Linked DNA regions of Homo sapiens: region 1 is linked to region 2. Evidence: chromatin loops called from intact Hi-C (ENCODE). Cell type or tissue: ascending aorta. All regions are shown on one strand. Each heading gives the region's core, and the rest is flanking DNA. Links, peaks and the distances in the headings are about the cores only.

What was found. Hi-C counts contacts between places; a loop is a spot of excess contacts. Peaks named below come from ENCODE experiments on the same cell type or tissue, not always from the same donor. Only the 100,000 strongest peaks of a DNase experiment are listed, where the experiment ranks them.
Region 1: a loop joins it to region 2, with 2.7 times the contacts of the local background. A loop is called at or near these places in 2 of 110 quality-filtered maps.

Annotation. Positions count from the first base shown.
Region 1 is chr3:23,676,901-23,693,134 of GRCh38, forward strand. LOC124909353 (a long non-coding RNA gene) reads left to right here. Exons shown (of 2, transcript XR_007095844.1): 2 at 3,288-4,863. Among named protein-coding and RNA genes, the nearest start is that of UBE2E1, 120 kb to the right of the region's middle. In ascending aorta, for the core only: no CTCF peak of the experiment used is centred there; a DNase peak (open chromatin) is centred at 9,051; H3K27ac peaks cover 942 bases.
Region 2 is chr3:23,605,102-23,621,335 of GRCh38, forward strand. It overlaps the pseudogene RNU6-922P. Among named protein-coding and RNA genes, the nearest start is that of UBE2E1, 190 kb to the right of the region's middle. RefSeq lists enhancers at 3,524-4,120, 4,121-4,716. In ascending aorta, for the core only: no CTCF peak of the experiment used is centred there; DNase peaks (open chromatin) are centred at 6,840 and 7,270; H3K4me3 peaks cover 1,575 bases; H3K27ac peaks cover 1,645 bases.

The DNA of each region.
Region 1 (16,234 bases), core at 5,160-13,159, 74 kb after region 2:
AGGTGTACTGCTGGATAGGGGCTCCTAGATTTGAAGGAATCTCTGAAATTGAGATCTCCTCACTCTAGATTTTATTTTGTGATGGCTGTGTATACAAGAGTTATTGCTGAGCAATTACTGTTCACCTAACAACTGTGGAATGGAGCCACAGGTCTGGAATGAATAAGTACAAGGAGCCATAATTCCTTTACCTGGAATTAAAGGGAGAAAAAAGGGCCTTCATAATATTTCAAGTTAATTTCCACAGTATCGTTTGAAGACAGGAGTGCAGTGGAAGGAAATGCAGTGGACTGACAGGCTTATTTGTCTATCTCTGCCGTGAGATGCAGAAAAGAAAGTGAAGACTGCTATGTGCCCTCTTTTTATAAAGCTGCTATGCAGAGTGCACTGTCAAAAAAAAAAAAAAAAAAAAGAGCAAAGAGTGTCAGTAGCTATTTAGACAGAAAGACAATATGCTCTTTCCAGAGTGTCCATTTACACCAATTTGCTGTGAAACTTTCCAAAGCTAATGAGATATTAAATGTGTTTTGTTGAGGGAAGAAGCTGATTAGTCTTTGGTTTGATTTTTAATGTAATTGGCAAGGAAAAGTACACAGCTTAAGTTTTGAAGGTAATCTCCATCCAGAGCCCTGTGAAAACATGATTGGGCTCGCGAAGGCCATGGAGACCTGTACCACTTGGCTGGGAACTCAACTGCAGCTGTGAAATGTAACTGCTCCTCTGGATTGGGAACTTTTCTGGTGTTTATAGGGAGGCCCTCACCCCTCATTTATATTCTGGAACACTTTATTTTCCACAGATGGCTGTCATGGCTTTCAAAGGCAGTTCTGATTCTGGTAAGGGTTCTAGAACTTGGAGCTTTTCAGATAACCCTTATACAGGGTTCTATATGTACACTCACAACACAATACTTCCAGAACACTTCACTTCTGACACTATCTATTTGGAGTTAGCATTAGATCCTACAAATGAAGGACTCAGTCCCACAGACTGCCCTCACTGCAGATGCCAATTGCAAGTCCAGGTTGTCAACATCCAGCTGTAAATCGGAGGTTCCTACAACCCCTAAGTTTCAATCATTTGCTAAAAACAACTTGCAGATCTCAGGAAAACATGTTTACTGGATTATTATACAGGATATTACAAATGATACAAATGAATAGCCAGGTGACGGGATAAATAGCATGAGTTCTGGAAGGGTTCCAAGCACAGGAGCTTCTGTCTCCGTGGAGTTGGGGTGCAGCACCACCGTTCTGGCACATGAATGTGTTCACCAACACAGAAGCTCTGAACCCTGTCTTTTAGACATTTTTATGGGGGCTTCATCATGTAGGCATGATCAATTATCAATACAATCCCCAGCCCTGCTCACCTTCCTGGGGGATGGGGCGTGGGGCACTGAAAGTTTGAAGCTTCTAATCGTGGCCTGGTCTTGCCCATGACCAGCCCCCGTCCAGGAGTACATCCAGAGTCACCTCATTAGAGCAAAAGATGCTCCTCTTACCTGGGAAATTTCAAGCGATTTAGGAGCTCTTTGCCAGGAGCCAGGGGCAGAGACCAAAGACATGCTTTTTGTTTGTTTTTTGTTGTTGTTTGTTTCTTTTGAGATGGAGTCTTACTCTGTTGCCCAGGCTGGAGTGCAGTGGCACTATCTAGGCTCACTGCAACCTCTGCCTCCTGGGTTCAAACAATTCTCCTGCCTCAGCCTCCCGAGTAGCTGGGACTACAGGTATGTGCCACCATACCTGGCTAATTTTTGTATTTTTAGTAGAGACAGGGTTTCATCATGTTGGCCAGGCTGGTCTCGAACTCCTGGCCTCAAGTGATCCACCCACCTCGGCCTCCCAAAGTGCTGGGATTACAGGTGTAAGCCACCACGCCTGGCCTCAAATACATAATTTTTTTTAACGTCCACACCCTTTATGCATGATTTTGCCAGTAATCAATAATTAATATATCAAACTTACAGATAACCAGTATAGAACTATATGTTATGTAATACACAGATTATGAGTTGGTTGATATACAGCATTTGGTTTTATGGATCCTAGGAAGCTTTAAAATCAATGTGAGTTGTTTATTTACAAACAGGACCAAACCAAAATCTTTTGTTCCCCTTGGGACTAGAGAAAAGGGCAGAAAAGTCAAATGGTTAGGTCAAGAATCAAGAATCCTGTGGGCCTGTGTTCAAATTCTGGCTCTACCACTCACTGGCTGAGTGACCTATGGCAAATTGCTTCTCGATGTCTCAGTTTCCTGTGCATAAATTGAAGCTAATACCAATACCCACTTCAGAGTTGTTGTGAGGATTAAATGAGATAATACAGAAAGTATTTACCTTAATGAGTGTCAACCAAAACCAAACAAACTTGGTTTGTGACATGGAAAAGGAAAACTGTTAAGTTTATTCCTTGGTAAAATTATTCAAATGGACTGATAGTAAATTTTTTTAAATATGTTGACAATCTCGTTGTCAGCTGACTGTCTTTGAGGCCATGAGGGATCCCTGGGAGTGCAGTGTATGTACCAGCCAGGAGGAAAGGGTAAGGCTTTCCTTCCTTGCTCTCAAAAGGGAAGGAAGCTGTATTAGACTGTTCTCACATTGCTATAAAGAAATACCTGAGACTGAGTAAGAGCTGTAATTGGCTCAACCATTCCACAGGCTGTACAGGAAGCATGATGCTGGCATCTGCTCAGCTTCTGGGGAGGCCTCAGGAAACTCACAGTCATGGCAGAAGGCGAAGGGGAAGTGAGGCACTTCACGTGGTCAGCACAGGAGGGGCAGGTGCCACACACTTTTAAACAGCCAGATCTCATGAGAACTCCATCACGAGAACAGCACCAAAGGGATGGTTCTAAGCAATTCGTGAAAGATCTACTCCCAAAATCCAATTACCTCCCACCAGGCCCCACCTTCAACACTGGGTATTACAGTTCGACAGAAGATTTGGGCAGGGACACAAATCCAAACCATATCAGAAACTTTGAGATACCTTTCAACTGTTGAGTCATTTCAAACCGAGGCCGAGGGGCTCACAGAGAAGGAGTCTCGGGGCCAGTTAGCCAAGCCCAGACCTGGTGCTGCATCGAATCGCTTCTAAGCTGACAATTGGGAAGTGAGGACAATTTGCTCAGTGACTGACTAACGTCATGAAGGTGTTGTTTCCGTACATATTGAGGTTCAGCTAAAGCAGACATTAATATTGGTAATTTTATCAGAAGTAGATATTTCAGATATCATCAATGTTTTAAGTCCCTAAATGATAATATTTTTATTGTTTTTACAGTTCCGAATGACTTCTGGAGAATAGTAAATGTGTCCCTAAACATAGGATATAATTTTACCTAAAAATTTCATATACATGTTGTGAGATAAATTGTGTTCCCCCAAAAAAGATATGTTCAACTCCTAAGCTAGTACCTATGAATGTGATCTTATTGGGAAATAGGGTCATTACAGATGTAAGCAAGTTAAGATGCTCAGTATGGTGGACCCTAAACCCAATATGACTGGTGAGCTGATAAGCAAAGGAGACATAGATAGGCACTCAGAGAGAATACCATATGACAACAGAAGCAGAGATTGGAGTGACACGGATACAAGTCATGGAACACCAAGGATTGCCAGCAATTCCAGAAACTGAAAGAAGGACATGGGACAGATTCTGCCCAAGAGCCGTCACGGAGACAGCATGGCCCTGCTGACATTGATTTTGGACTTCCAGCCTCCAGAGCTGTGACAGAATAAGGTAATGTTGTTTAAAGTCACCTGCCTTGTGGTACTTCCGTATAGCAGCCCTAGAAACTAATACACACTATGTTAAGATTATTTTGGTGCTACATTTTAATGATTTTTAAAAACTATGATTAGGGCCACGCACAGTGGCTCATGCCTGTAATCCCAGCACTTGGGAGGCCAAAGCAGGTGGATCACTTGATGTCAGGAGTTTGAGGCCTGCCTAGCCAACATGGTGAAACCTCGTCTCTACTAAAAATACAAAAATTAGCTGGATGTAGTGGCTGCATACCTATAGTTCCAGCTCCTTGGGAGGCTGAGGCAGGAGAATCGCTTGAACCTGGGAGGCAGAGGTTTCAGTGACCCAAGATCTCACCACTGCACTCCAGCCTGGATGACAGAGAGAAACTCCGTCTCAAATTAATTAATTAATTAATTAATAAAATAAAATAAAAACTATGATTAGGAGCTTTCTGTGACTCTCCTTTTCCCACCCCTCCCTACTATCTGAGAGTTGATGACATTTTCTGTTTTATTTCTTCCGTGTTTAATTGTATAGTCTCTGAGAACTAGATTTGATCTCAAGGACAGGAAAATGAAAAGGAACTCATCATGACTTCTGGGATGGTTAATATTAAGTGTCAACTTGATTGGATTGAAGGATGAAAAGTGTTGTTTGTGGGTGTATCTGGGTGTTGCCAGAAGAGATTAACTTTTGAGTTGGTGGGCTAGGAGAAGACCCACCCTCAGGAAGACCCACCCACAGTGTGGGCGGGCATCATCCAATCGGCCCCAGCTTGGCTGGAAAAAGCTGGCAGAAGAAAGTGGAAGGAGCTGACTGGCTGAGTCTTCCAGCTTTCATCCTTCTCCTATGCTGGATGCTTCCTGCCCTGGAACATCAGACTCCAAGTTCTTCGGCTTTTGGACTCTTGGACTTACACCAGTGGACTTACACCACTGAAGGCCCGAGAGCCCCTGTCAACTTCCCCTGTCAACTTTGAGGGTTGGGGACTCAGACTGAACCACTACTGGCTTCCTTGCTCCTCAGCTTGCAGACGGCCTGCCGTGGGACTTCACCTGGTGACTGTGTGAGTCAGTTCTCCTTAATAAACTCCCTTTCCTATATACATCTATCCTATTAGTTCTTTCCCTCTAGAGAACCCTTACTAATACAACATCCAACTTCAAATTGCTTTTTTTCAACCATAAACCTTGACTGGAGGTCAACCAAGTATTGGGTACTGTTCCAGGCACTTTAATTAAAAAGATAAAGTAAGGCACAGTTCTTGTCCTGAAAAATATCTGATTCTTAGGCTGAAAACAGACACACAGTCCCAAAACACTGTGATGAATGCTTTAAAGGGGTTTTTAGACTTCAGGTACACCAGAATCACCTGGAGGGCGTATTTAAACCCAAATGGGCTGGGCACAGTGGCTCACAACTGTAATCCCAGCATTTTGGGAGGCTGAGGCAGGAGGATCACTTGAGCCCAGGAGTTCAAGACCAGCGTGAGCAATATGGCAAAACCCCTTCGCTACAAAAAATACAAAAATTAGCTGGACATGGTGGTGCACACCTGTAGTCCCAGCTACTTGGGAGGCTGAAGTGGGAGGATTGTTTGAGCCCAGTAGGTTGAGACTGCAGTGAGCTATGGTCACGCCACTGCACTCCAGCCTGAGAAACAGGGCTAGACTTTGTCTCAAAAAAATTTTTTAAATAGGCCAGGTGCAGTGGCTCATGCCTGTAATCCCAGCACTTTGGGAGGCCGAGGCAGGAGGATCACCTGAGGTCAGGAGTTCGAGACCAGCCTGGCCAACATGGTGAAACCCCGTCTCTACTAAAAATACAAAAATTAGCCAGGTGGGCACCTGTAATCCCAGCTACTTAGGAGGCTGAGGCAGGTGAATCGCTTGAACCAGGGAGGCGGAGGCTGCAGTGAGCTGAAATGGCACCACTACACTCCAGCCTGGGAAACAAGAGTGAAACTCTGTCTCAAAAAAATAAAAATAAATAAATAAATAAATAACCTAAATGAGTGGGCCCCAACCCCAGAGCAATTGATTCAGAAAGTCGTGAGCAGGGTCTGAGAGTTTGTGTTTCCAGCCAGTTCCCAGGTGCTGCTGTTGCTGCTGCTGCTGGTGGTGGTGGCTGGGAACCACACTTCAAGAACCTCTGCTCTGAGAGAACAGTTTCAAATGTTAGAGGACTGGCATTTGAGCTGGCTTTAGGACAAGGAGTGAGGTTGGGTGTGGTGGCTCATGCCTGTAACCCCAGCAATTTGACAGGCTGAGGCAGGTGGATGGCTTGAGCCCAGGAGTTCAAGACCTTCCAGGCTCAAGCAATCCTCCCACCTCAGCCCCCACAAGCAGCTGGGACTACAGGCATGTACCACTATGTCCAGCTAATTTTTAAATTTTGTGTAGAGATGGAGTCTTACCATGTTGCCCAGGTTGGTCTCAAACTCCTGGGCTCAAGTGATCTCTATGTAACTATATGTATATTTCTATATATCTATATAGATATATGGATATATACACATACATACACATATACGTGTGTGTGTATATGTGTATATATATATATAGAGAGAGAGAGAGAGAGACAGAGAGAGAGAGAGAGAGATGAAGGAATTGGCTCATGTGATTGTGGGGACTGACAAATCCAAATCCAAAATCTGTAGAGCAGCAGTTTAGGTAAGTGTTGATGTTGCAGTCTTGAGTCCGAAACCCACAGGGCAGGCAGCGACTGGAAACTCAGGCAGGATTTCTATGTTACAGTCTTGAGGCAGAATTCGCTTTTGGAGAAACCTCAGTTTTTTTTTAAGGCTTTCAGTTGATTTAGTGAGTCCCACCCACGTTATGGAGAGGAACTGGCTTGACTCAAATTCTACTGATTTTAATGTTAATCACATCTACAAAATACCTTCACAGCAACATCCAGACTAGTGTCTGACCAAACAGCTGGGCACATAGCCTAGCCAAGGTGACACACAAAATTAACCATCACATGCCTCTTCCCTTCATGTACCCTGGCTGCCCAGATATTCCATCAGTCTCTGGAGCCTTAGGGGCTTTGTTCTTTCTAGTCCCTTTGCCTGTGATATGTTCCCCTTCTTTATTTAGCCGGGGTCTCAGGTTAATAATCATACCCTAGAAAAGCCCTGATTGATTCCCGTAGTTTAGTTAGGATCCCCTGGTGTGACCCTACCCAGCTTCCTATATTTTTCTTTCACATCCTTTGTATACTTTAAAAAATGTGAACATTTATAAAGAATTGTTTCGACTTTTCCCTCTTGGACTGGAAGCCCCTCATGGTATCCTACTCTTCCTATAGTGCCTGACACATAGTAGGTGCTCATCAAAACCTTGGGGCTTCTCTAAATGACGTACAGACTTGGAAGCCTTCTCAGGGAGTCTTATGTACAAGTAAGGAGACTCATGAGAGTCAAACAGCAGGATTTAGGCCCAGGTCTTCTAACACCAAGTGAGATATCTTCTCCCTGCACCCTCCAGTTTCAGGGCAGAACCCCAAGTGTCCCATTCTGAGCTGGCTGACTTATTTTGCCTTACTAAGAAAGCCAGAGAGCCTCTCTGACCTTCAGTCTCCAAATTCACAAATGAAATCCATGTGGAGAAGGAGCTTCTTTTCACAAGTTAATATGGTAGGACCAGTGGATCAAAGGTAGATATCAAGAGCTACAATCTCACGCCTCCATACCTCCCATTCCACCCCATCTTATGAGAAACTTTTCAGACTAGATACTAAGGAAAGCAACTATGTATTAAATGCTCGCTATGTGCCAAAGACAGTTGTAGTGCTTTGGGGTATATCTTCTCACTTAAGCTTCACCTATTTATGTACTAATATTAACCCCATTTTACACATAGGGAAACTAAGACATGAAAACTTGAACAAATCTTACAACCAACTGATGGTAGATCCAAAATTTCAACCTAAATGGTCAAGATCCACAGGCTGTGTTGTTGTTGTTGTTGTTGTTGTTGTTGTTTTGTTGTTTTGTTTTGAGACTCTCTCTCTGTCTCCCAAGCTGGAGTGCAGTGGTGCCATCTCAGCCTTGATCTCCTGTGCTCAAGCGATCCTCCCACCTCAGCCTCCCAAGTAGCTGGGACTACAGGTGTGCACCACCATGCCCAGCCATTTTTTTTTATTTTTTGTAGAGATGGGGTCTCATTTTGTTGCCAGGCTTGTCTCAAACTCCTGAGTTCAAGTGATCCTTCCGCTTTGGCCTCCCAAAGTGCTGGGATTACAGGTGTGAACCACTATGCCCAGCCTCAGCCTTTGTTCTTAATCACTTTGCCTTAGAAGAGATGACCCTTAATGTGTCTAAAGCAGTCAGGCCAATGAAATCAAATGTGAGCCATAAAATGTGAGTCACATATGTGATTTTAACTTTCCTAGTGACCACGTTAAGAAAAATGATTTTTTTTTTTTTTTTGAGATGGAGTCTCACTCTGTCATCAGGCTGGAGCGCAGTTGGCACGATCTCGGCTCACTGCAACCTCTGCCTTCCAGGTTCAAGCGATTCTCCTGCCTCAGCCTCCTGAGTAGCTGGGATTACAAGTGCACACCACCACACCCGGCTAATTTTTGTATTTGTAGTAGAGACAGGGTTTCATCATGTTGGCCAGGATGGTTTCGATCTCTTGACCTCGTGATTCACCCACATCAGCCTCCCAAAGTGCTGGGATTACAGGCATGAGCCACCGTGCCCAGCCCGAAATTATTTTTAAAAATTTTATTTAACCCAGTATATATTTAAAAATCTACCATTTCAACGTGTTCAATATAAATAATTATGAGATAGTTTACATTGTTTTTTCATACTCAGTCTTTGAAGTCTGGTGAGTATTTTATACCTCCCAATTCGGCCCAGCCACATTTCAAGTGCTCAGTAGTACTTGTGACTGGCACCTACCATATGGCAGCTGGACTGAGCATGTCTAAAGGAACTCTCGGTGTAACCCTTAGACGCTGAAATAACCAGGCTGCTCTTACTCCCTACCCACAATAAAATTCCCACTGTCCCAGCCAGGGACCGCGAAGCTCTGCCCCCTTTAGGATGCCAATCAGTTATTGGAATACCTGAGCCTGCCTCTCAACTCAGTCTTGGGTGTTGGGGGGTTATGACCATCTTCATAAACTGCAGTTATCTTTCACCCCATGGACAAGAATCCAGAGTCCACAGTCCCTGTCACGTAGATTGGGATCTTGGTTTGCCAGTGGTGAGGCGGCCAGTTCTGTGCACTCACCCTGAGCCTCTCACTCCCTCTCTGCCTGGAATGAGTCCAACTTGGTGAGTCAGGGCATGAGTTATGAGTAATCCAGAAGGCCCTGAACAATTGTCTTCCTGACTTTTGAATCACCCGATCCTCTCTGGGATCAGATCAAGTTGGGGGAGTTGGTTCTGTTGGTTGGCAGGGACGGGCCCCCTGCTGAGATGTCTCATCTGGTCCCTCCTTTTTCTCTTGGCTCCCTGACAGTTCAGGCATTTGGCAGAGGGAACTTAAATTTTCTGGAATTGCTTTTGCAGGGAATTTATCATGAACTCACCAGTCCCTTCACGTGGCTTCCATTCTCTCAAGGTTTAGTTCATTGGTTTGGGGGTTCCCCTCCCTACTTTTTTTCCCTTTTAAAAGCTCTAACCATTAAAACATAACTTAGTAAGCTAGAGAGTGGTTTAAATAAAATGAAAAATCGAAAGACAATTATGGTTATGGTGTGTTGTCAACTTCTCACTTGTGAGAGACCAGTCTTTCCACCTGAACCCTCACCCAGAAAATTCTGCAGATTCTACTTTCAGGCCCCTCTGCCCACAGTATTGGCAGAGACTTTTATACACTGGTGCAAAATTTAAAATTCTTCCAGGAGAAAGAAGTGCTCCAATCCTAGAGGGACTCTCATGTTGAAATATAACAGTGGAGTTAATTAGCATTGCAGGGCTCACAAAACTGCCTCCAGGGGCTCCTTCTCAGATTTAAATCAGGGCTGTGTGTGAGATGGAACAGCTCCCACAGAAAGACCCCTTCCACCAACAGCTCTGACCACCGTTTTTTCATCCTTCTCCTTTGGCTCTGCGAGGAGGAACAGCTGAGCCTGGATCGGTGGGCAGCATTTACCAGCTGCATGCTAATAGTGCCCAGGGCCCCTTCCCAGCCCACCTCCTGCTTTCCCCTCAGCACTTTGCTTCTGAAGCCAGATCTCCTTAACCCTTTAAGTTCACACTTATCCCTGTCCTAGAGTGGCAGCAGTTGGGTGAGCCTGGACTTTTCCAGGTTGGGGAAGAAGTCAGGGGGGGCCTTTGGCCCAAGCACTCCTTTCAGCTCAGCCTAAGAAAGTGCATTTTCTAAATGACCCTGCCATTTTTTTTGTATCCTGGACATGAGCTAGATATCTGCTTCATAGATTCTCTGCATGCGTTTCACAACCTTGCCTGGTAGGTATTCTAATCTCCATTTTACAAAGGAGGAAACTAGGACTGAGAGAGGAGGTGGTGTTTCTAAGTTGAACCTGCATGAAAGATGGTTCTAGGATCCCAACCCAGGTCTGTCTTGCTCCAAAGCCCCATGCCAGGAACACTGTTCCCCACCCATCCCCAGGCCGAAATGGTGGAGATGCTGCTGCACTATTACTGCTACAAATGCTAGTGATTATAATAGGAGCAGCAAATACTTTGTAACAGATCACATTTTGCAAAGATGGGTAACTAATTAAACATTACACAGAAGGCCCTGGTCAGAGCTGTTAGGGGCTGGTGGGAGGTGTCTGCTCTGCACAAGCTATCCCATCTCACATATAGCCTCGATTTAAATCTGAAGAATGGCCTGGGTAATATAGTGAGACCCTGTCTCTGCAAAAAATGAAAAGTTAGCCAGGTGTGGTGATGCATGCCTATAGTTCCAGCTACTGGGAAGGCTGAGACAGTAGGCTGAGCCCAGGAGATTGAGGCTGTAGCGAGCTATAATTGTGCCACTGCACTCTGGCCTGGGTGACAATAAGACCCTGTCTCTATAAAATAAAATAAAATAAAATAAAATAAAATCTAAGAGCTTGTTCAGGGGGATTTATGAGCCATGCTGTGAAATATATGAGTATAGACATCTGTATTGATATCTATTTCTAAACAGGCATACCTCAGAGATATTGTGGGTTTGGTTCCAGACCACACCAATAAAGTGACTATCACAATAAACTGACTCACACAAATTTTTCGGTTTCCCAGTGCATATAAAAGTTGTGCTTATAAGGCCAGGCACAGTGGCTCACGCCTGTAATCCCAGCACTTTGGGAGGCCGAGGCAGGCGGATCACAAGGTCAGGAGATCGAGACCATCCTGGCTAATATGGTGAAACCCCGTCTCTACTAAAAATACAAAAAAAAATTAGCCAGGCATGATGGTGGGCACCTGTAGTCCCAGCTACTTGGGAGGCTGAGGCCGGAGAATGGTGTGAACCCGGGAGGTGGAGCTTGCAGTGAGCTGAGATCGTGCCACTGCACTCCAGCCTGGGCAACAGAGCGGGACTCCGTCTCAAAAAAAAAGAAAAAAAACAAAAGTTATGCTTATAATATACTGTAGTCTATTAAGTGTGTAATGGCATTATGTCTAAAAAAAGTATGTACCTTAATTTAATTATTTATTTATTTTCTCAGCCTGGTTCAAGGGGGAATCTTAACTTTAAAATTCTTTATTGCTAAGAAATGCTAATGATCAGGCTGAGCATGGTGGGTCACACCTGTAATCCCAGCACTTTGGGAGGCCGAGGTGGATGGATCACCTGAAGTCAGGAGTTCAAGACCAGCCTGGCCAACATGGCAAAAGCACATCTTTACCAAAAATACAAAAATTAGCAGGGCATGGTGGCATGCACCTGTAATCCCAGCTACTTGGGAGGCTGAAGCACAAAAATCGCTTGAACCCAGGAGGCAGAGGTTGCAGTGAGCTGAGATTGAACCACTACACTTGCAGTGAGCTGAGACTGAACCTGGGCAACAGAGCGAGACTCCCTCTCAAAAAAAAAAAAAATGCTAACAATCATCTGAACCTTCAGCGAGTCATAAACTTTTTGCTGGTGAAGGGTCTTTCCTCCATGCAGATGGCTGCTGACTGATCAGCGTCATGGCTGCTGAAGGCTGGAGTGGCTGTGGTAATTTCATACAGTAAGACAACAATGAAGTTTGCTGCATTGATCGGTTTGTCCTTTCATGAAAGATTTCTCTGTAGCATCCAATGCCGTTTGATAGCATTTTACCCACAGTAGAACTTTGTTCACAATTGAAGTCAGTTCTCTCAAACCCTGCTGCTGCTTTATCAACTAGGTTCATATATTAATCTAAATCCTATGCTGACATTTCAACAATGTTCACAGCATCTTTACCAGGAGTGTGTTCCATCTCAAGAAACTACTTCCTTTGCTCATTCATAAGAAGCAACTCCTTATCTGTTCAAGTTTGATCATGAGATTGCAGCAATTCAGGCACATCTTCAGGCTCCACTTCTAATTCCAGTTCTCTTGCTGTTTCCACCCCATCTGCAGTTACTTCTTCCACTGATGTTTTGAACCCCTTCAAGACATCCATGAAGGTTGGAATCAACTTCTTCCAAACCCCAGTTAATATTGATATTTTGACATTCTCCCAGGAATCATGAGTATTCTTAATGGCATCTAGAATAGTGAATCATTTCCAGAATGTTTTCAATTTATTTTGCCCAGATCCTTCAAAGGAATCACTGTTTATGGCATCTACAGCCTTACAAAATGTATTTCCTAAATAATAAGACTCGAAAGTCAAAATCGCTCCTTGATCCATGGACTGCAGAACATATATTGTATTAGCAGGCACGAAAACATTCATCTCCTTATACATCTCCATCAGAGCTCTTGGGTGACCAGATGCATTGTCAATGAGCAGTAATATTTTGAAAGGAATCTTTTTTTCTGAGCAGTAGGTCTCAACAGTGGGCTTAAAATATTCAGTAAACCATGCTGTAAATAGATGTGCCATCCAGGCTTTGTTGTTCCATTTACAGAGCACTGGCAGAGTAGATTTAGCATAATTCTAAAGGGCCCTAGGATTTTCAGAATGGCAAATGGGCATTGGCTTCAACTTAAAGTCATCAGTTGCATTAGCGTCTAAGAGAGTCAGCCATTCTTTTGAAGCTTTGAAACCAGATATCTACTTTTCCTCTCTAATTAGAAAAGTCCTAGATGGCATCTTCTTCCAAGAGAAGGCTGTTTCATCTACATTGAAAATCTATTGTTTAGTGTAGCCACCTTCATCAGTTCTCTTGGCTGGATCTTCTCAGTAACTTGCTGCAGCTTCTACATCAGCACTTGCTGCTTCACCTTTATGTTACAGAGATGCCTTCTTTCCTTAAACCTCATGAACCAACTTCTGCTGGCTTCCAACTTTGCTGCAGCTTCCTCACCTCTCTTCAGCCTTTTCCTCTCTTCAGCCTTCACAGAATTGAAACAAGTTAGGGCCTTGCTCTGGATTAGGCTTTGGTTTAAACGAATGTTGTGGCTGGTTTGATCTTCTATCCAGACCACTCAAACATTCTCCATATTAGCAGAAAAGCTATTTCGCTTTCTTAACATTTATATGTTCACTCAAGCAGCACTTTTAATTTCCTTCAAGAACTTTTCCTTTGCATTCACACTTTTTAACTGTTTGATACAAGAGGCCTGGCTTTTGGCCTGTCTCAGCTTTCAACATGCCTTCCTCACTAAGCTTCATCATTTCTAGCTTTTGATTTATTATTACTATATTATTATTACATAGTATTATATTATGTTATATTATTATTAATAATAAATCCTTTTCCTTCATGCAATTAGCTTTTGATTTAAATTGAAAGATGTGAGACTTTTCCTTTCATTTAAATACTTAGAGGCCATTGTGGGTTATTAATTGGCCTAATTTTTATATTGTTGTATCTCCAGGAGTAGAGAGGCCTGAGAGGGAGAGAGATGGGGGAATGGCCAGTTGGTAGAGCAATCAGAACACACACAACACTTATCAATTAATTTCACTGTCTTATATGAGTGCAGTAAATGGTGCCCCAAAACAGTTACAATAGTAATATCGAAGATCACTGATCACAGATCACCAAAACAGATATAGTAATAATGACAAAGTTTGAAATATTGTGAGAATTACCAAAATGTGACATGAAGACATGAAGTGAGCACATGCTGTTGGAAAAATGGTGCCTATAGTCTTGTTCAATGTAGGGTTGCCACAGACCTTCAATTTTTAAAAAACAAAACAAACCACAATATCTGCAAAGCACAATGCAAAATCTAAGAAGCACAATAAAACAAAGTGTGTCTGTATATAATCACCAATCTCTCATGTAAAGGGTTATAGATCTATCTCCTATCCTCCTATACTGTGACAATGTGACTAACACCCGTCCCCTGAAAGGTAGAGCCTATCTCCCCTCTGATATGGTGTGGCTCTGTGTCCCCACCCAAATCTCATGTTGAATTGTAATCTCCAGTGTTGGGGGAAGGGCCTGATGCAAGATGATTGGATCATGGGGGTGGATTTCCTCCTTGCTGTTCTAGTGATAGTATGTGAGTTCTCACGAGATCTGGTTGTTTAAAAGTGTGTAGCACTTCTCTCTTCTCCTTCTCTCCTGCTCCACCACGGTAAGACGTTCCTGCTTCCCCTTTGCCTTCTGCCATGATTGTAAGTTTCCTGAGGCCTCCCCAGCCATGCTTCCCATAGAGCCTGTGGAACTATGAGTCAGTTAAACCTCTTTTCTTTGTAAATTACCCAGTCTCAGGTAATTCTTTATAGCAGCGTGAGAACGGACTATTACACCCTCCTCTTGAAACTGTGTGTCTTATAACTGCTCCAGGAAATAGAATATGGCTGTGTGGCTCTTGAGGTTAGATCATAAAGGACTCAGGGTCTCTCGCAGGCTGCATTCATCCTCAGTGTTTAACCCAGGGAGGATCTGCTTCCAAGCTCACTCACATGAGTCAGGACCTTGCTGTTGGCTGCAGACATCAGTTCCTTGACACGTGGGCCTCTCCATATGACTACTCACAACATGGAGGCTTGCTTTTCCCACTAGAGAGAGAGAGAGAGAGAGAGAGAGAGAAGCTGCAGTCTTTTAACAACCTAATCTCAGAAGTGACATCCATCACTTTGGCCATGTTCTATTTGTTAGAAGCCATGTCACCACGTCCAGCCTACACATAAAGGTAAGAAATTATACAAGGATATGAACACCAGGAGCAAGATGCCTGGGGCCGTTTTAGCGGCTGCCTGCCTGCACCACAGCTTCCTTTTTTATTTATTTTTTTCTTTTAGAAACTGGGTCTGGCTCTGTCACCCAGGCTGGAGGGCAGTGGCAAATCATAGCTCATTGCAGGTTCGAACTTCTGGGCTCAAGCAGTCCTCCCACCTCAGTCTCCCAAATAGGTGAGACTGCAGGTATGAGCCACTGAGCCCAGGCAACAGCTTCCTTTATTGATCCTTTCAACTGGGCATTGCTGTGCCCATTGTACAAATGCACACACTTAGGCACACAAGGCTAAGAGATGGGATTACACATGGTAAACAGGTAGTGGAATACATTTCAGCATAAATGTTCTGGCTGCTTTGCCTCCTCAGGAACTTCAATACCAGGAATGATGTGCTGCAGAGGACACAGGTTCCATTCATGTATTTAAAACTCTCAATAACTTTTCTAAACTTACTATTTAGCTAAAAGATTCCAGGTTTGTGAAGTCCTAAGCCTTCCTCTCCTCTCTATTTTGAGGCTGCAGGACCATGGAAAACACTGATAGAATTTCTGGGCCCTTCTCCACCCTGACTGCACTTGTGGAGATCTGAGAAATACTGTTGCCCAGACCACACCCCAAATCCATAATATCAGAATTTCTGGAGGTGGGACCCAGGCACCGAGATTTTCATTAAAAAAAAGAGAAAAAGTTTCCGCAAATGTCTTTTTGTCTTATGAAAAAAAAACTTAAAAAAATTTAAATAACTTAAAAGCTCCCTCAAATGTCTTTGTCCTGTGAAAAAAAAAACAATAAAAATAGAAAAGATTTTAAAAAAATGCTCCCCAAATGATTCCAATGTGCATTCAATGTGATAGCATCACCAAAGATCTCAGTAAAATGTAGAATCAGAATGACTCGGCAGGTCTGGGCTGGTGTCTAGAATCTACACCTCTAACAAGTACCCTATTGATGCCGGAGCCACGGGTCTGCGGACCACATTTTGAGGATCATCGTTTTAGGGCAGTGGTTTGCAATCTTGGCTGCACACTGGAATCAGCGTGGAAGCTTGAGAAATGCTGATGTCTGAAGTGCAGTCCTAGAAGTCTGTATTCCATTGGTCTGGGTTGAAGCCTCAGCATCAGGAGGCCCTCAGGTAATTCCAGCATGCAGCCAAGGCCATGAACTGCTGCTCTGCCTGCCTACTGAGGTCTCCCATCACTGCTTCCCTAAGTCTAGCCCCTG
Region 2 (16,234 bases), core at 2,801-10,800:
GAGACCATCCTGGCCAACACAGTGAAACCCTGTCTCTACTAAAAAAAAATATAAAAAATTAGCCAGGTGTGGTGGCGGGCACATGTAATCCCAGCTGTCAGGAGGCTGAGGCAGGAGAATGGCGGAGCTTGCAGTGAGCCGAGATCGCACCACTGCACTCCAGCCTGGGTGACAGGGCGAGACTCCATGTCAAAAAAAAAAAAGAAAAGAAAAGAAAACATAGGTGTTGCCAATGTGATAGTATTAAGAGGTGGGGCCTTTAACAGATTAATAGTCCCTGAGGGCGGCTCCCTTATTAATGGGATGAAGGCCCTTTTGTCTTCTGCCATGTGAGGACACAGCAAGAAGGGCCTTGCCAGACCAAATCCTGGGGTCTTGATTTTGGACTTCCCAGCCACCAGAACTGTGAGAAATAAATTTCTGTTCCTTATAAGTCACCCAGTCTATGGTGTTCTGTTAAAGCAGCACAAACAGACTAAGTAACATGGTCTTTTTTGACAGTGGTAACTGTTAGATGCTATTAACCTCAGTGCTCTCTTACTCACTCTGCAATACCATTGGACACCAGGGCAATGTCGTGACTTACAGGGTGATACGGAGAAGTTAGGAAGTTAGAAAGCCTGGCCTGGGTTCATGCTAGGTGTGTGGCTCTGTACACCCTCCCCGCTGCCTGCACTTGGCTTCCTCGTTGGTCACAAGCAGATGACAATATCTGCATATCTGCCCTTAGCTCTGCGAAGTGTTGCTGTGATGTGAAGATTGCTAACATGTAAGGGCTTTGAAATTGTAAAGACAATAAGAGCCATTCACCAAATATCTGCTGAGGACTTCCTAGGTACATGACAATGAGGGGAATACAAAAGTGTATAAAAGCCTTTCATTCTTGGAACACTTACTTTACTATATGAAGATAACACTGTCAAAAACAACTACCAAACAAAGATGTACATGTGCTGAACAAAGTAGTGTTGAATTGCATAAAAAGCTACAGCATGCAGACGGGGAAGAGATGCTGCTGCAGGCTGGATTGGGGTCAGGGAAGCCTTCCTGGGTCTTTGAGACATGAAAGCAATGGAAGAGTCTATTTCAGGTAAAAAGGCTACTGTGAACAAAGACGCAGGGCTGGACAAGGCCAGGCGTGTGCTGGAGGCATGAGAATTCCCTGTTAGTGTGAATGGAAGGAAACCAGGTGAAGCCTGGATACCAGGAGGAAGGCTCTGTATGCAACAGTTCTGCGGGAGGCTGGATGGCAGGCAACAGAACCTGCTGGCAGAGGAACCCGCTGGGAAAGCACCAAAGATGTTTGGCAAGAGGGGAGATAAAGAGACTAGAAGGGCACTCTGTGCCAGGGCTGATGGAACTGAGGCCAGGGGATCAGGGGGCAGGGACAGCGTCTGAGAAAGATGGGACAGACTGGAGGGGAGGCCATGGGAGAGTGTGAATAGTGACAACAGGAGGTGGATGCGGGGACTTCAACGAGTACCCTTGAAAGTACTCAGGGGAGATGAGGAACATGATACTTACTTGTCACTTATTAAGAGCTCTGTGGGCATTAGCCTATTTAATGTGCACAGCCCCTTATGAGCTACTTACTGTTTTCACCACTGGTTTATTGATAAGAAAACTGAGGCTGCCGGGCGCAGTGGCTCACGCCTGTTATCCCAGCACTTCGGGAGACCGAGGCGGGCAAATCACGAGGTCAGGAGATCAAGACCATCCTGGCTAACACGGTGAAACTCCGTCTCTACTAAAAATACAAAAAATTAGCCAGGCGTGGCACGTACCTGTAGTCCCAGCTACTTGGGAGTTTGAGGCAGGAGAATCACTTGAACCCAGGAGGTGGAGGGTGCAGTGAGCCGAGATCATGCCACTGCACTCCAGCCTGGGCGACAGAGCAAGACTCTGTCTCAAAAAAAAAAAAGAAAGAAAAAGAAAAAAGAAAGAAAACTGAGGCTAAGAAAAGTCAATTAGCTTGCCCAAGATCCTCCAGCAGGGAGTCATGAAACTGGAATTCACACCTGAGCCTTCCCACCTCAAAGCCTATAAAGTTTATTCAGGCACACGTTTAATAACCATGTTAAGAGACTCTTGAATTCTTTTTTTTTTTAATTTATTTTAAACTTCTTACACATATTAGATTGGTGCAAAAGTAATTGCGGTTTTCACTATTAAAATTAATTAGGTCGATGCAAAAGTAGTTGTGGGTTTTGCCATTACTTTTAACGGCATCAAAAGTTTACTTTTTGCCATTCCTTTCAGTGGCAAAAACCGCAATTACTTTTGCACCAACTTACAGTAAAATGCATAGGTCTTAGATGTTGAGATTGGTGAATTTTGACAGTTACAGATACCTGTGTAACCACCACCCAAAGCAAGGTGAAGAACATTTCATTCATCCCAGAAAATTCCTTTATTCTTCTTTCTTATCAGTCCCCCACTCCCACCCACAAGGAACACGTTCTGGTTTATGTTTCCTTGGATTGTCTTGCCTACTCCAGATTTCAGACAAATGTAGTGTGTTCTGTTGTCTGGCTTCTTTCACTCTGCTTGTTTTTGGAACTCATCCATGTTGTTGCATGCATCAGTGATTTGAAGAACTATGAACTTAGGAGTAAGAAGCAGATAAGTATGATGTTGGTAATATAAGTATCAAGGGGCCGTTCTTATTTGGCTTTCTGAGAACCTGACCTTTATACTAGTCTACCTGAAGCATGTATTTACCTGAGAGGAAATCGGGACTCGCAGCAGAAGAAAAGCTCAGGGAAAGACCAAGGCACACAGGTTTTCCTCACATAATGACTGTGGCATTAACTCTTCAACATAACGGCTCTGGAAACACATTTTGGACAATGGCTTTTTTTTCAGTACAATATCCTTTTATCCAAAAAGCACACTAAATAAATATGCTAGAAGCAGTGATATTTTGACATCCAAGGCAGGCAAAACCACACTCAGAATTTAGTTGACATAACAGTGTCTCACCAAAGAATATCATATGAAACAGACCTGAACTGTGCACCTGTGCACCTTGTTTGCACAGACTCAGTGTGCCTTGCAAATGTGAACCCGGCGAGAGAGAGAAGGAGCCAGCACCTTCTATAGCTCTCAGTTTCTTGTACATTTGTGCTATTCCCACACTGCCAAGCACTCTTGCGCTCAGCCTTTATTTTTCTCTAGCAATGTTAATCTGTATATAGCTTAAAGCATCATTTGCAGGCAAAATAGTTGTCAGCCCAAAGGTTGAAAAATGGGTGAAGTAAACATGAAGAAAGAATGAGCCTTCCAAAGAATGATGCCCTCCCTCAACTACTCTTGCTCCTTTGGTGAGTTCCAAAAACCTTTATTACCTTGCACTTTATGTACAAACTAGATTCCTCTACCTTTGTGTTGTTGTTTATTACTTGCATTACTTACTTTTATTGTTCAATGGATAGAGTTTCCTACCTGTGAAAATTATCTGAGTATCTTGGTTTGGAGGACAATGCCTCATAATTTTTTTCCATTAAAATTAATGGGAAAAATTTCTTTCATTAAATGACTTTGTCCTTAACAGCAAGAATTTCAGGAATGAATTGGGTGGTTAAACAGGGATAGATAGGTGGTATCAGACTTCTGACTTTCAAAAATGGGATTTTGCACCATGGCAGTTCTCTTGAATTGTTTTAAGTCCTTTTGTCACTCCTGTGGCATGTAAATTGGGTATTTACTTAAGTAAATGCAATGCAGATGGAAAGGAGACCCACACAGAGGTAAGAAGGAAAGGGGGAGGAGAGAAAGTCTAAGATGCTCAGAAATGGCAATTTCCTCTCACAGGCTTTGGCTTAAAGAAGGAGGGGTGGATCTGGAACTCCGCCTGCCCTGTGGCAACCTGGGCATCAGCTACACTGAAGAAGGCCAGGCAAGGCCAGAATCTGGGTAGTCCAGGCACTTAACTTTCGCTCAGATTCCACACGGAATCGGCTCCTGGCTGGAGCTCAGGGGCCTGACAAGGGTCTGTCTTGGCAGAGGCTGAAGAGTTTCTGCCCCAATTTGTGGGAGTTGAGGTGCGGGCCCCAGGCAGGGACACTTCTGGACTCTGGAGGTTCAGGATCCTAAGTTACACCTGCCACAGACTTCAAAGGACATTTCCTGAGGGACCCAGGGGGGAAGGACCTCGCCTCAAGGACCCTGCCTCCTAGGCAAGTCCCCAGAGGCCCCCCAGTGACTCCAAGGGCTCCAGATGCCAAAGCAGAGGGACCATCAAAGGGAAACACTAGGACTCCCTCAGCAAAGTCCAGACTCTGGGGGCTCTGCAGGACAAGGGACCCTGGATCTTCACCAGTGAAATTAGGGAGAGGCAGGTGGGGCGCCATAAATTCAAAGCAGCTTAAGAAACCAATCCGTCATTTGCCGCGCATAGACCTTACTTGGATTCTCATTTAAACAAACTATTAAAAAAAATTCTTAGACAGTTGGGGAAATGTAATGATGTTAAGGAATTGTTGTATTTGGTATGATAATTGCATTGTGTTAAGTTTTTTTTTTAAAGAATTCTTAGAAATACATTCTGAAACACTTGTGGATGAAATGATGAGATTTGGGATTTGCTTCAAAATGATCCAATGGGAACAGGTGAAACCTCGCTGGGCATGCATTCGTATTGTTGAACCTGGGCAAGAGGAACACAAAATTCCATTGCATTATTTTGTCTACTTTTGAATATGTTTGAAGTTTCCCGTAATAAAATATTAAGGAAGAAGGGAAGGAGGAAGGGAGAAAGGGAAGCGGAAGAGGTTTCATTATGGCTGCGGAGAAGTGAGGAAGCCCGTGAGGGAAGCTGTCTTTCAGCCTGGAAAGCTGCTTAGGATTCTGGCCACGTCAGGAAGGAAGGGCTTTTAGGAAGAAGAGAGAGCTCAGCAAAGGCCTGGAGACACATCCGAGGGCACAGCAGGTGGAGGTGGAGGATATGGGTGGCAAGGGTGGGAAGTAACTTAGCCCTGTTGTGAAGAGCTCTGGGCCAGGTGGATTGCAGGAGCCGTCTTAAGACTATGTGGCGGTTTCGAGCTGGGGATTATCCCACAAGAGCTGGACGGGCACAAGCCTCCCTGGTTGTCCTGGGGGGCCAACAGGCCAGCTGAGGCACCATCCCTGTTCTGTGCCTCTACCAGAATCCATGCAGCAGCTTGGTCTGAATTATCCACATTATTACCTGTGCCTGCTCGCCCCACTAGAGTAAAACAGGTGTCACCAAAGAAATAAAATAAAGAGTTACAAGGCCTGAAGGAAAATTAGGTACAACTACAAAGGATTCTTTGCATGGAGAGACTTGGGGGACAGGGCTGGAATGGGGGAAGAGGAAAGGACAGGCCATTGATTTTGCTCCTTGACTAAGCAACAGAGCCAAGGGGATTGTGGCTGACCGCAGGGCTGCACTCGGCCTCGAAGCCAGAGTGTGCTGCTAAAATGCCCGAGTGGAAATCTTCTATCTGGATTACATTTAAAATAAACTCTGATAGGTTGTCTTGTTTTCGTTTCTATTCTTTATATATTTAGGATTTATTTAGTACCTGTTTCTAAAAACAATTTATGGACTCTGCTAATACTAATGTGCAGGTTTTCTTGGGAAATGTTTAGGTTCTGAAACCTCAATAAATGTTCCAGCCCTGGAAAAATATGCTAATTTGTGGTTCACATTACTATGATATGTTCAAAAATAGCTTAATCGGCTGGGCGCAGTGGCTCACGCCTGTAATCCCAGCACTTTGGGAGGTTGAGGCAAGTGGATCACGAGGTCAGGAGATAGAGACCATCCTGGCTACCACGGTGAAACTCCATCTCTACTAAAAATACAAAAAAAGTAGCCGGGCTTGGTGGCACACGCCTGTAATCCCAGCTACTTGGGAGGCTGAGGCAGGAGAATCACTTGAACCCAGGAAGCGGAGGTTGCAGTGAGCCGAGATTGCGCCACTGCACTCCGGCCTGGGAGACAGAGCAAGACTTCATCTCAAAAAAAAAAAAAAAACTTAATCAACGAATGTTTTAAATATCAGGATAATAGAGAAAAAGAAGTTAAGGGAGAAATTGTGTTTCCACCTACATTTTACATGGCCTAAAAATCTATGGCTCAAGAACTCAAGTTGTCACAAAGAAAATAAGCTTGGGCAATACCTCCCCTACACAGACATCAAAAGGGCCTACTAAGCACAAAAGAGGTAAGTCTAGGAGAAAAAAAATTAGAGGGTTCTACTTCATAGAATGATTTTGAGTGTCTACTATATGAAAGGCAAATTTTGCTTTACTCTGATATTCACCAATTTTATAATTTTCCTTCTAATATTTGAGAGTGTGACGTTTCCCTTAGCCTTTAACTTAAAGAGGTGGGCACATTGCTTGGCCATCTCTCTGTGGATAGGACCTTCCTAAAAATGACAGCCCCTCGGTGACCTCCCAGCCTCCAGGGCCTGGGCGGGTAACAGCCTTTTAAAAGTTCCGTCCTCTGGGGATTTGAAAATACAGCCCAGGCCATATATAGAAGAGCAGAGTCCTCAATGGGCTTTGGATTCAGACAGAATTTCATGGCTGACTTGGGTTTAGGGAGGTCATTAAACCTCTAGGAGTTTGTAAGGATTAAATGAGAAAATTTAGGTTAAATATGTAGCCCAGCATCGGGCACATGGTGAGTGCTGAGTAAACGGGATCTGCTGTGTTATTATTATTCATTGTTGTTATTGCTGGCATTATTATTTTATGGGCATAACGAATGAGCTGGCAACATCAGTACAAACTCAAGCCAGAATCTGACACGGCCAAAATAAAACCAGAGCCGGCAACCCAGCAAAGGAGCTGGTGCTCAACAGGCCTTTAGAGTCCTCTCTCCAGCTGTGGCTGGCCGGCTGCCCGCTCTCCCTGCTCCTCTCAGCTCCAGAGAAAAATGGCTTTTAGATAAAGCTCCTTTGAAGCTGGGAACTCGCTGTAGTGCCTAAGCCTAGGGACAGCCCCCAAAGGTGTTTTTTTTCCACTTCTGTTGACGGACAGTCTGCAATATACGTATCAGCCACATTAATCATTTTTCTTTTGGGGGCCTGCTCAAGAAGGGCCTGGTTAGTCTGTGAAGGAATTCCAGAGCGAGTAGGTGGCCTTGCATCTGAGAAAGAGGAAGCTTGTTTCAGGGCCAGACAAGCGAGTGTGAAACTTCCTGCCGAGGCAAAAGGGGGCGGGAGGGGTGCAGACTTCTGGTGGGGGGTCTACGTGGAGCAGGTGAAAGGACCCTAGCGAAAGGTCTCACCCCTCCTCTGGTCAGGGTAGACTTCCATGTCCTGCAGAGAACGAGCATCTCTGGGGCTTCCGATAACTCAGCCCCAGAGGACTCCATTGGCAGGGCCACTTCAAGCTGGTTATTGCTCAGAAAAAATTCCCGGGCCCTGAACCCTGAACGGGCTGCCTTTCCTCAGAGCCAGAGGGAACGGCAGAGAGGACATGCCTTCCTGTTCTTGATTGTTTTAAAGGAGCCATGTGTCCAATAATTAGGTTCTGTGAAAAAGGAGAGAGAGGGGGAGAAGAAAAGAAGACTAGAACGCAATGTGCTCCCCTTAGCTTGCGTAAAATTGTATAAATAAGACTTCTCAAGCGCAGTTTAGAATAAAAAAAAGAAAAAGGAGTTGTTTGCTCCAGAGTGTGGTGTGGTGAGGCGGGGTAGGAACACGTGGATGTGACTATCAACTTTCCTCGTCAAACAATCTTTCTCCCATGATTTGACAGCGAATCACCTCCTTACTGGGAAGTGAGTTTCATTTCAAGCTCGCATAAATAAAAAAAAAAAATGGGCTATAACCCTTTTATGGAGTGAGTGAAAAATGTTTTGTGTAGGTAATTAGAGCATAAACTAGAATTCACCAGGTGCTTTTATATCATTTCCATAAAGTTTTATTGAATTAAGTTAACAAGGTTTTGGATTTATATGCCACATTTCTTCAGAGGGAACAAAACACGTTCATATATATTTCCTTGATTTTTAAAAATCCCAGTGAAGTAAGACCCAGAAGGCACTATCATTCCCATAAAATAAAGTCTATGTGTAGAATATTTCCGTTTCTCTTTAGTATACTAAGATATGTTTGAACACCGTAAGAAATGCTTTTACTCACAAAAGAATGCCCTTATAATTGGTAGGAACACTTTAATTTTATTATGTGATACTGCTTTATAACCTCTCTATGGCTCTATGAATTCCAGCTTTGAAGCTGCACCTTCTTAAATCCTACTTTCTCCATTTAAACAGCAGTTTCAAAAATAATCTTTTTGAATATTTAAAAGATCAGAGGAACTGTTTAAATCCCTCTTTAAGACAGGAACATGATCGTGTAACAATCCCCCTCTTCAACAGATGCCCTAAATGTAAAATAATTATTGCATTTTCATTATAAAAAAAGAATTTATTAGACACCATTCTAGTCACTCTAGTGAGCAATTTAGAAAAGGGGAGTATTTTTCCTCTTGGGGGTTTTACCAGAGGGGAAAAAAATTAATAGAATCAAAGATGATCAGGGGATGTGTACGTTGGAGTGCAAATGCGTTCTTTTTATGAACATGGACTGCTGCACGAATTGTGTGTCATCTTTGTGCAGGGACCATGCTAATCTCCGTATCATTCCAATTTTAGTATATGTGCTACAGGAGCAGGCTCTTGTGTTCTTAATGAAGAAGCTTTCAAAATTGAGATGTAATTTACATGCCATAAAATTCACCTTAGTGAAGTGTACATTTCAATGGTTTTTAGTACATACATGAAGCCATACAACCATCATCAGTATCTTCTCCCAGAGCATTTCATAACCCCCAAAAGAAACTCCATGCCCATTAGCTCTCACTTCCCATCTTCTGGCCTCAGCCCCTGGCAACCACTAATCTATTTTCTGCCTCTATGCGTTTGCCTATTCTGGAAATTTCATACAGATGGAATCATATAATTTTTTAGGTCTGGTTTATTTCACTTAGCATGTTTTTAAGGTCCATGCATGTTGTAGCACGTATTGATACTTCATTCCTTTTTATGCTGAATAATATTCCATTGTAGGATATGCCGCATTTTATTTATTCATTCATCAATTGATGGACATTTGAGTTGCTTCTACTTTAGGGCTAATATGAATAATGCTACTATGAATATTCATGTACAAGTTTTGTGTGGACATACGTTTTCAATTCTCTTAGGTATATACCCTAGGAGTAGACTTGCTGGTCCTGTGGTAACTATGTTTAACTGAGGAACTTCCGAACTGTTTCCCATAGTGGCTACGCCATTTTACATTTCCACCAGCAATGACTTACGAAGTTTCCAGTTTCTCCATATCCTTGCCAACCATTGTGATTTTGATTGTAGCCATCCTAGTGAGTGTGAAGTGGTATCTCATGGTATCAAGAGAGTGACCACTCAGATCATCAACAAAGGTTTGTAAATAGGTTGTAATATTTTTCCCCAGAAGACCAAATGCCTACTACTTAATTGTTGCATATTCTGCAATTTCCTTCTTCCTTTTTTTTAATAAATGTTTTCAGCTTCTTTTTTTTTCTTTGAGTTGGAGTCTCAGTCTGTCACTCAGGCTGGGGTACAGTGACACAATCTTGGCTCACTGAAACCTCTGCCTCCTAGGTTCAAGTGATTCTCTTGCCTCAGCCTCCCAAGTAGCTGGGATTACAGGCACCCCCCCACCAAACCTGACTAATTTTTTTTTTTTTTTTTTTTTGAGATGAAGTCTTGCACTGTTGCCTGGACTGGTGTGCAGTGGCACGATATCGGCTCGCTGCAACCTCCACCTCCCAGGTTCAAGCGATTCTCCTGCCTCAGCCTCATGTGAAGCTGGGATTACAGGTGCCCACCACCACGCCCAGCTAATTTTTTGTATTTTTAGTAGAGATGGGGGGTTCACTATGTTGGTCAGGCTGGTCTCGAACTCCTGACCTCATGATCCACCTGCCTCGGCCTCCCAAAGTGCTGGGATCACAGGCATGAGCCACCACCCCTGGCTAGCTTTTGTTTTCTTTCTTGATTTCTTGGAAAGGAAGCTGTCAGGAGAAAATAGAAGAAGGATAATCCAAATAGACCTATGCTTCGACATGCAAAATATGCTCTGCAGATTTGCCCTAAGTGGCTTTGTGCAAGAGTAGGGGCACCTTCCTAAGTCCACAGGGAGGAGCTGTGGGGGCATCACTCATGCTACCTGGCCCGGTAGGAGCAGACAGGCTCTTGGCAACATATGCAGCACCAGAGTGCCAACCCTGCACCAGTGTCCATCTCCTCCGTAAGACGCATGTTAAGACTCTCCCATGTGCATCAAGCATTGCTACCCCCGTCCAACCAAGGTAAGTAATGGCCCCAACTCAAGTGGCCTTTAGCTCAGGGGAAGATTCCTGAGATAGGTCTTTAGTCCCAAATCTTTCAGAGCTCAGTGGCCTTTTGAGGAAGCAGGAATTTCAAAGAAGAGTTGAAAACTGGGCTCCCCTCTGAATCCAGCCCTATCGTCCCATATAACTGATACTTATTGGGTTTTTCTTTGTTTGTTTTTTGTCTTGTTTTGTTTTTGAGACTGGGTCTCGCTCTGTCGCCCAGGCTGGAGTACAGTGGTGCAATCTCAGCTCACTGCAACCTCCACCTCCTGGGTTCAAGCAATTCTCATGCCTCAGCCACCCAAGTAGCTGGGATTACAGGCACCCGCCACCACACCTGGCTAATTTTTGTGTTCTTAGTAGAGGCAGGATTTCATCATGTTGGCCTAACTGGTCTCAAACTCCTGGCCTCATGTGATCCACCTGCCTCAGCCTCCCAAAGTGCTGGAATTACAGGCATGAGCCACTGTGCCTGGCCTGTTTTTTGTTTTTAATGAACCTGTTGCCTAGGCTAGGGTTCAGTGGAGTGATCACGGCTCACTGCAGCCTCAACTTCCTGGGCTCAAGTGATCCTCCTACCAGTATAAACATTTTTTCTAGATCATGTTCAAGATGCAACAGGATCTTTATTTTCCTATACAAGTCAAATATGATATGCGTGGGAATTAAATTTGTAAATTATATTTTTTGTTTTTTAAGACAGGTTCTCACTGTTGCCCAGGCTGAAGTGCGATCACAGCTCCCTGCAGCCTCAACCTCCCCAGGCTCAGGTGATCCTCTGACCTTAGCCTCTTGAGTAGCTAGGACCACACATGTGGTGGCATGCACCACCACACTTGGCTAATTTTTGTATTTTTTGTAGAGATGAGGTTTCACCATGTTGCCCAGGCTGGCCTCAAATTCCCGACCTCAAGCAATCCACCTGCCTCAGCCTCCCAAAGTGCTGGGATTACAGGTGCGAGGCATCATGCCTGACCTTTATGATTTTCTTGAATAAACATAGACATTGACACCCCCATCTTAAAACTTGAAACTTATTTGTCTCATCTGGGTTCCTTCTTCAGGAAACTGACCCTTAGGCAAAGGACTAAAATTCACCAGATCACTGCATCCGGCCAGTAAGACACCAGTCGCTTTATTCATTTTCCTTACCCTTCCCTAGTTCCTGTTTTCCCACACACAATTCCATCCCTTCTCAGCTACATAAACCCCCAATTTTAGTCCATTGAGGAGATGGATTTGAGACTTATCTCCCATTCTCCAGGATAACGTCACCTGAATAAAAAGCCTTCTTCCCTGGTGATACTCGTTTTCTCAGTGATTGGCTCTCTATGTGGTGAGTGATGGGACCCAGATGGAACCCATGGTGTTTCAGTAACACCTCTTCCACTCAGGTAAGTGGGTATCTTGGTTTTGGCAGAGTCTGGCTTGAGCGAGTCACAGTGTTATAGGAACTCAAGACAGACCTTCTGAGGGGATGAAGACAGGATGCCAAAGAGAAATAAAAATAAACATGTGTCTAGAACGTGTGCCCCTTATGTTGTAGCATCCCAGGGAGAGCTTGAAGGTGCAGGGCCAGGAAGGAGCTGCTCCTCAGCACAAAATGACTCCACACACAGAGGTTTGAAGAAGCCCCTTGCAGAACCTGGAGATGGTCCCCTGAGGCCAAGGCTTTTACAATCTGTAGTCTCAGCTTCCATCTCCAGGAAGTCGGCCTTGAGAACTTCCTGTTTTTCAGGAAGCTGGTTCAAAGAAGCTGGTTCTGGCCTCTTCAAGGAGAACTACAAACCACTGCTCAAAGAAACAAGAGAGGACACAAACAAATGGAAAAACATTCCATGCTCATGGATAGGAAGAATCAATATCATGAAAATGGCTGCATTGCCCAAAGTAATTTATAGATTTATAGAATGTGTCTATCCCCATCAAGCTACTATTAACTTTCTTCACAGAATTAGAAAAAACTACTTTAAATTTCATATGCAACCAAAAAAGAGCCCACATAGCCAAGACAACCCTAAGCAAAAAGAACAAAGCTGGAGGCATCACGCTACCTGACTTCAAACTACACTACGAGGATACAGTAACCAAAACAGCACAGTACTGTTACCAAAACAGATATATAGATCAATGGAACAGAACAGAGGCCTCAGAAATAACACCACACATCTATAACCATCTGATCTTTGACAAACCTGACAAAAACAAGCAATGGGGAAAGGATTCCCTATATAATAAATAGTGTTGTGAAAACTGGCTAGCCATATGCAGAAAACTGAAACTGGACCCCTTCCTTATACCTTACACAAAAATTAACTCAAGATGGATTAAAGACTTAAACCATAAAAACCCTAGAAGAAAACCTAGGCAATACCATTCAGGACATAGGCATGGGCAAAGACTTCATGACTGAAACACCAAAAGCAATGCCAACAAAAGCCAAAATTGACAAATGGGATCTAATTAAACTAAAGAGCTTCTGCACAGCAAAAGAAACTATCATCAGAGTGAACAGGCAACCTACAGAATGGGAGAAAAATTTTGCCATCTATCCATCTGACAAAGGGCTAATATCCAGAATCTACAAAGAACTGAAACAAATTTACAAGAAAAAACCCCATCAAAAAGTGGGCAAAGGATATGAACAGATGCTTCTCAAAAGAAGACATTTATGCAGCCAACAAACATATGAAAAAAGGGTCATCATCGCTGGTCATCGGAGAAATGCAAATCAAAATCACAATGAGATACCGTCTCATGCCAGTTAGAATGGTGATCATTAAAAAGTCAGGAAACAACAGATGCTGGAGAGGATGTGGAGAAACAGGAATGCTTTTACACTGTTGGTGGGACTGTAAACTAGCTCAACCATTGAGGAAGACAGTGTGGCTATTCCTCAAGGATCTAGAATCAGAAATACCATTTGACCCAGCAATTCCATTACTGGGTATATACCCAGAGGATTATAAATCATTCTACTGTAAGGACACGTGCACATATATGTTCATTGTGGCACTGTTCACAATAGCAAACCAACCCAAATGCCCATCAATGATAGACTGGACAGACTGGATAAAGAAAATGTGGCACATATACACCATGGAATACTATACAATAGCAAACCAACCCAAATGCCCATCAATCATAGACTGGGTAGACTGGATAAAGAAAATGTGGCACATATACACCATGGAATACTATGCAGCCATAAAAAAGGATAAGTTCATGTCCTTTGCAGGGACATAGATGAAACTGGACACCGTCGTTCTCAGCAAACTAACAGAAGAACAGAAAACCAAACACCACATTTTCTCACTCATAAGTGGGAGTTGAATAATGAGAACACATGGACACAGAGAGGGGAACATCACATACCAGGGCCTGTCAGAGGGTAGGGGGTCTGGGGGAGGGAAAGCATTAGGAGAAATACCCAAGGTAGATGATGGGTTGATGGGTGCAGCAAACCAAGACCATGGCATGTGTATACCTATGTAACAAACCTGCACGTTCTGCACACATATCCCAGAACTTAAAGTATAAGAATAATAATAATAATAAAAAGAAGCTGGTCCTGGAAGGCCCCAGGGATGTTGGGATTTCCCCTGCATTGCCAGTGCAATTTATTTCTAGATCCTTCATTTCAGCAGCAAGATTTCCTTCTGTGTGTGTTACAAACATGCATAATGACTGAATGATGGGTATGAATGAATAATGTATGGTCAATGACTGCTAGATCCCAAAGATGACTGTCTTCTTGGGTACCTCTTTTTTTGCTCCCATCCCAAACACAACCCTGACTAGGCTCCACCAGCCCCATGTGGTGACAGCTGTGGCTTCCCTGGGTGACCCAGCACACTCCATTCAGCTGGTGAGAACTAGAGTTAGGTCAGAGCACCCGCCTGCACCCCCCAACTCCACTCAGCATCCCGCCGAACTTGGCTTAGAGCTTCCTACATCCACTGGAGGTGTGGGAGACAGAGGCAGAATTCAGATTCCCTACAGTTCTATCACCCACATCAAGGTTATAGGTTTAGCTTTATTATCTCTGGGCTTTTTCACGTTCTGTTTTCCTTTCTGATGTCCAAAGTCCTACCAAACTCCAAGACTTGAACTCCTTCATGAAGACATGCTAGTCTTATCCCACAGCAGTGCAAACTGAATATGTTTCTAACAAGTTTAAAGTTGAATAACCCCAACATCAGCAATTCAAATGCACAAAGATGGAACTCTCTTCATTTGTCTCTTACTAAAATTAACTTAGTTTTTGTGCATTCATTTTTTGCTGAAGGTGGAAAACTTAATCTTGCCAATTTAAAACAACTGGTGACTTCCAGTTTAAAAATCATGTTCTTTTGGGTAACCGTGCCTCAGGCGATCTAAGTTCCTGGGAGGCTGTACACATGTCTGCTGGCTGTGTCCTCGCTTGCCTCTGCCAGTGAGACTTGCCTTTTCTGTGTGTTGCCAGCTGTTTTTGATGTCCTTGCCCTGCAGGAGTCAGGCCGATGCCCTCCTTGTCCCAACCACAAGGCCCCTGCTGGTCCGGCAGGCCTCTGAAGTTCCACCTCGCCCCCAAGACACTGCTAGTCCACTGCCCCCAGGCCTCCATGCAGGATTCTCCAGGAGGGCTAGGTGTCCCAGGCTACACCTTGGAGAGCCAGGCCATCACAGCTTCCTTCTCAAGTACCCTGACTGATCCAAGATATTCACCCTTCCCCCTGCCATAGGGAGTTTGCTCTGAAGCAGAAGCACAGAACACTGGGCATTTGCCTCGAAGCTCTGGCCCCGCCCACTGCAAGTCTCCCTCCCTTCCCAGCTGGCGAACTCCTATCTCTCAAAGCAGGAAACTCATATTTTCATCCCCACTCCTTCTATATTTGAGACCAGTGTTCTCAAAGTGTGATCTCGGGACCAGCAGCATCAGCATCGCCTGAGGAGTTGTTAGACATAGGCTCGGGCCCCACCCCAGACCTGCTGCCTCAGAAACACTGCACTGGAACCAGCCCCCTCAGTGGTTCTGACCAGACCAGAGTTTAAGAACCACCCTCTAGTTCCAGTGTCTGCACCTGCCCCCTCCAGCTCTTGATATTTTAAACAAAATCTACAATTCCAAAGGCACTTTTCTTTCTTAGCACCAGGCTTTCAAAACTTATCTCTGCTTAAAATATTCAAAAGCCTAGCCCACAATCAACTGCACATATTTAGAGTGTACAATTTGATAAGTTTTGACTGACGTATACACAATCAAGATAATAAACATTCCCCATCACCACGAAAAGGTTTTTGTTCGGACAGGACTCTGCTTTGGGGTTTAGTGGCTTCCTTCTTCCCTGGCAGGGCAAGCCCCAGCTAGCTCCAGGCTTCAAGGCAAAGGGCAGGGGAGCTGGGAGTAGAGAGGAAGAGCAACTGGGAGAGAAAGTGCATTGGGTAAAACTTGAAAACATGATTTCACCACGGAGTCACTCTACAACTATTGTGAAGGGAAGACTAGGTTCTTAACACCATGCTGGGAACTGGGGTAGGGGGTATAGGTAAGACTGTGAACAAGACAGACATCCTGACACTGAACCTAGATCCCTGGAGGAATCCACGCATTGATGACGTTGATCCATGGATTCCTGGGAGGAGGCCACGCAGGTGCCTGAGCAGAGAGTAACAAGAGAGCCACCTCACTGGGATTCTGGGCATTGGTGAGAAGGTTTGGCGAGACCTGGAGATGGGTTGACCAGGGTGAGTTCTGGGCAGAGGAAGCGGCTCGTATGGAGGACTGGCCGCCCAAGGAGGCCCCTGAGGGAGCTGAGCCACAAGCCGGACTTTATCCCAGCGCCTGCTCACCTTGTAATGAACCGTGAGCAGCTCTGTGCCTTTCTCCCTA